2 separate regions of the Mus musculus genome follow, and region 2 is linked to region 1. Evidence: chromatin loops called from intact Hi-C (ENCODE). Cell type or tissue: left cerebral cortex. All regions are shown on one strand.

Region 1 (2,500 bases):
GAGTATCTCATCTACTTCCCGTTGGCTGAGGCGTTCCCCCAGCAGAGCTTTGAGGGCTGCCCGGAGCTCCCCTACGCTGATGCAGCCATCACCGTTGGTGTCGAACTGTGGTAGCATTGATGGTGGCATGGGATCACTGACTGAGCCCTGAATCCACTCAGCCTCTCACTCCCTGCAGACCCACAATCTCACCGACCCTCTCCACCCCTTCCACCCAAGGTGCACCTCCCGGAAGGCGTCTCGAAGCTCCCTCACGCCAATCATGTCTGCCGTCTCTGCCAGCAGCTTGGGACCCATCAGCTCCACAAAATCTTCAAAATCCACCTTCCCACCACCTGCGGGAAGGTCCGTCCATTAGAGAGCCTAGCCTAGCGTCTGACCTATGTTCCCTTTGGCTCCTGGCTCCTTCCTTCATGGCTTTAGATGGACTGTCCTTCCTGTATGCCAATGATGGCATGACACTTCCTGGTGGGAACTGTCCTCAGCTAGGCTGTGTTTGTTTGTGGTTTTTCAACACAGGGGTTCTCTTCGTAGCCCTGGCTGTCCTGGAACATGCTTTGTAGACCAGGCTGGCCTCGAACTCAGAGATCTGCCTGCCTCCGAAGTGCTAGGACTAAAGGCATGTGTCACCATTCTACTAGGATCTTAAGTCACAGTTTCTTGGTTTCTCTGAGCCCCTGCTGTGTGACTCTAGACAATACTTCACCTCTCTGAGCTTCAGTCTCTTTACTGGAGCCATCCTCCCTGCTCTCCCTTTAATAACAACTTTATATCCTGGGCGTTTGGAACAGCGCACACGTCTACCTCAGGGCTGGGCCAGGGCTGGGGCATGAGGCTCTGTTGGGTCTGAAGCACATACTGATCTGTTGTGATATCTCAATGAGCTCCATCTCCGTGGGCATGTAGCCCAGTGTCCGCATGCAGGCACCCAGCTCCCGGTAGCCGATGTAGCCGTCCCGGTCTCGGTCAAACTCCTGGAAGGCGATCTGCAGCTCTGCCGGACAGAGTGAGGTTAGTCCCTTTCTGAGCGCCCCTTCCTGGCTGCCGGTTGGGGCCGGTCCATCTTTTCCCTTTGCTCCAGTCCCTTCTTGTTGTTAAACCTCAGTTCCTAGTTGTTACCCAAGAGCCTTTGCATGTGTAGTGTTAAAATTTTGTTCTCTCATCCAATGCTTAAGAAGCATCTGTCATGTGCCCATCTCTGTTCTAGGTGATTAAAAAGAGAAGGAAGAGAAGGTGGGAGGGGAGAAGAGACAGAAAAGCTACCAGGAAGACTTCCCTGCCCATTTCTTCCTAGTCAGCCCAGTCATTGGTTTTCCTAAGAGTGCTCTATGCAGCTGCAGCTGTAGCTATCTCCAGAAGATGGGGCCCTTAATCTACCTGGTTAGCAGGGTTAGCAAGGGGCCAGGCCCACAGTGGACAGCCAGGAAGTGTCAGCCAGATGGACAAATATAAAAGCAGTCCTTGACCAGTGTGGTCACTGAGACCAAGGGGTTGGCAAAGAAGGGAGGTTTTGCCAGCCCTCCCTGCCCAGACCCCATGTCCTTCTCGCTCCTCCTGGACCTTGCAGAGGCCCTAGCCCCAAACCTCTTCTTGTAACCCCCACCCCACACTCCACCTCAACTACCCACTCCCTGAACCCATTACCTTCGATCTCTTCTGGTCTCAGCTCTCGATCCTGCAAAGTACACAGATAGTTAGGAGTTCCTTGGCCTGCCCACACCTCGGCACCCTCTTTCTGTGTCTTGAGGTTTCTCATCCAGCCCACCTCACAACATACCCAAGGCCTGTGCCTGATTCTGCCCGGTCCTGGTCATCTGTCTGGGTGTCTTAGGGATCCCTTTCCCTGTGACCTGCCATGGGACCCCAGGACCCCTGTTCCCACAGTCTTCTGAGGTACATAGCTCCTTTTGACAGAGGTATACCCCAGGGTCAGACAGAACCTCATACTCAAGCCAGCTGGCCTCACTGTCACTGCAGGTCTGCATTGCCCCGACCCTCTCCTGAGGACTCTCCCACCTCTCTAGCATCATCCCCTTGAAAGCACTTTCTATTTCGGCTGTGCTGGAGATGTAACCCTGGGCTTGCTATAAGCAAGTATTCTGCCACTGGACTGCACCCCAACTCTCAGGTGGCTGTTTCTTGGGTTCATACCCAACTCCATGCCTGGTGTGGGAGTTCCCCAAGCTCTGCCCCACCCCTAGGGTCGCTGTCTTTCCTCTGACGTCCTCTCTGGCCTTCACACCTACTTGGGAGTGATGAAGCTATGGGACCTGAGCAGCCGGCAGGCAGAAGAGTAACTGTACATACGAGCTGGGTAGCCGCGATGCTGGGTCGAAGGAAGATGCATGCTGGCCCCACCAGGCTGCCGAGCACTGAGTAGCCCTGTGTCCCCTCCTGCTCCTCAGTTCTGGGACCAGGGCTGGGGCGGGAGCCCCCTAGGGGGGATCCAGGCCACTGCCAGCGTTCCTGTGGCAAAGTGAGCCATGAGCCGGAGCAATGC
Region 2 (2,500 bases), 120 kb after region 1:
GTCCATCCTTCCTACTGCCTCCCTGGGACTGAAGCTGGGATGTAGTAAGGTCCCTGGGGCTCCTTAATGTGGGGCAGCCTATTCCACTCCGCTCTGTTATAATCTGTAGGGTTACTGTTGTGCACGCTGACTGTCACTGACTGACATGTCAGTTACATAGCACGAGTCTGTAATTATACAGGATCAGCAGCATCGGCATCTCTGGAGGCAGGCCAGAGAGCTGTCATGTCATGCAGGCTCTAACTGCAGTGAAGACACAGGGACACTGCACTGTGGATGTTGAGCAGCGGGGCAAAGGCTTCGGGGTGCAGAGTGTGAGAAATGGGGTGTAGCAGGGACAGTTGTCTTGATGGGACCTGCTTCACGGGGAGCCAGGGTGGATTCTGTGCACACCACATGCAACAGGGAACAAGGCTGGGAGGAAGAGCGACGTTTACCCTTCCTGCGTGGGATAACAGTGCCCGGCAGTTACTGTTACCCCATTGTAAGGATGAGGACACCAAGGCTCCAAGAGGCCAGCTGATTTGTCCTACTCACAGTGGCTGCTGGCCAATAGACCTCAAGGACCCAACAGATCTCTTCTCTCACTAACATCATGGTCATGTGCCTATGTGCAGTCCATGGTGTATGTGTCCAAATGTATGTGAGCTCATGTGTATGTACAAGTGCGTGTGTGGGGGCTGCAGGGTAAAGCTGAGTGCTTTCTCCAATGGTCTGCTCTGTTTACTGAGGGAGGGTCTCCTACTGCCACAGCTCACGGATTTGGCTGGGTTCGTTAGGCAGTCTCAGCGGTCCTCGCCCTTTGTCTGACGTTTGAGCAGTGGATTAACGTGTGGGCTTTTTTCTCCTTTTTTGGTTTTTTTTTTGGGGGGTGGGGGCTTAGAGGTTTGTTGTTGTTGTTGTTGTTGTTTTGTTTTTTTGGACATGGTTTCTCTGTGTAGCCCTGGGTGTCCTGGAACTCACTCTGTAGACCAGGCTGGCCTTGAACTCAGAAATCTGCCTGCCTCTGCCTCCCGAGTGCTGGGATTAAAGGCATGCGCCACCACTGCCTACTCGGCTTTTTCTTGAGTGTAGATCTGAACTTTGGCCTTCATACTTGTGTGGCAAGGTCTTTACCCACGGAGTCATCTCTTCAGCCTTACATGCACGGGTGTGGACATGTGCTCGTGTGCGTGTGCGTGTGCGTGCGCGTGTGCGTGTGCGTGTGTGTGTGTGTGTGTGTGTGTGTGTGTGTGTAGAGATAGGTCTCACTATGCAGCCTTAGCTACCTGGTATTCTCTAGTAACCTTGAGCTTGTAGCAATCCTCCTGTCTCTGCTCCTATGTGCTAGGATCACACCATTTATCATTAACACCTTTCAGAAGCTTCAAGATTTTCTACAATAAGAATGTAACACTTCAAGCTAGAGAGACGGCTCAGCGGTTAAGAGCACTGACTGCTCTTCCAGAGGTCCTGAGTTCAATTCCCAGCAACTATATGGTGGCTCACAACCATCTGCAGTGGGATCTGGTGCCCTCTTCTGGTGTATCTGAAGACAGCTACAGTGTACTCATATAAATAAAATAAATGAATCTTAAAAAAAAAGACACTTCCCATCGGTAAGCTGTCTCAGTAAGTGACCACAAAACCTGATGACCTGAGTTTGAAGCTCCACATCGCAGTCAAAGGAGAGAACAACCCACACAGGCTGGGCTCTGATCCCCACCCTCTACAGGCATTCCACAGCACTTGCGCATTCTTGCTGCTACACACACACACACACACACACACACACACACACACACTAAATAAATGTTTAAAAAAAAAAAGAAAAGAATGTCACAGTTCTGGAAACACAGGAACATGCCCCAACCCCAGCGCGCTCTCTCTCTCTCTCTCTCCCTCTCTCTTTCCTCTCTCTCTCCCCTTGACATATAATCTTATATGAATAGCTTGGGCTGGCCTCCAACTTGATATGCATCCAGGGATAACCTTGAACCCAATCTTCCTGCCTCCATTTCCTCCCAAGTTCTGGAATGGCTAACTTGTGTCAGCATGATCCATTTATGCAGTGCTAGGTGCTACGGTAATTTTTTACCCCAATAAGCCCATATAAGAAACCACAGAACCCAGTTATTATATTTATAAGCTATATGCCTAGATTGGGCTGATCTATCACTATACTCATCTATTCCCCAGCTATTTGCAGCTTTGCCAGGCCCGGTGGATCTGCTCCATCTTCCTTTCACCTCCTCTCTCTCCCTCTCTCTCTCCCTCTCCCTCCCTCCTGCTTTCTCCTCTCCCTCTGAGACCTCCAGACCCACCTTTCCCTTCCACTGCCCAGTCATTGGCTGTAGCCTTTTTTTGACCAGTCAGCACGGGGAAAAGGCCCTGTGACATCACCTGAGTGATCTACTGCAACCCCTCTTGAGGAAGCAGAGCTAACACCACATACTAACAGCACCAGGGCAACCCACAGCAGCTGCTTCTTGCACACTAGGCTAGCAGTCTGTGCTAAGAT

Evidence for each region. Peaks named below come from ENCODE experiments on the same cell type or tissue, not always from the same donor. Only the 100,000 strongest peaks of a DNase experiment are listed, where the experiment ranks them.
Region 2: a loop joins it to region 1, with 2.0 times the contacts of the local background. A loop is called at or near these places in 3 of 42 quality-filtered maps.

Annotation. Positions count from the first base shown.
Region 1 is chr19:4,084,053-4,086,552 of GRCm38, reverse strand. Cabp2 (calcium binding protein 2) reads right to left here. Exons shown (of 6, transcript NM_001160253.1): 2 at 1,645-1,675; 3 at 860-994; 4 at 226-335; 5 at 1-105. Among named protein-coding and RNA genes, the nearest start is that of Cabp2, 2.8 kb to the right of the region's middle. In left cerebral cortex, a CTCF peak has its summit at 1,350 (motif pointing right); no DNase peak of the experiment used is centred here.
Region 2 is chr19:3,959,667-3,962,166 of GRCm38, reverse strand. The region is part of intron 1 of Aldh3b3 (aldehyde dehydrogenase 3 family, member B3); the gene reads right to left. Among named protein-coding and RNA genes, the nearest start is that of Aldh3b3, 2.1 kb to the right of the region's middle. In left cerebral cortex, a CTCF peak has its summit at 1,515 (motif pointing left); no DNase peak of the experiment used is centred here.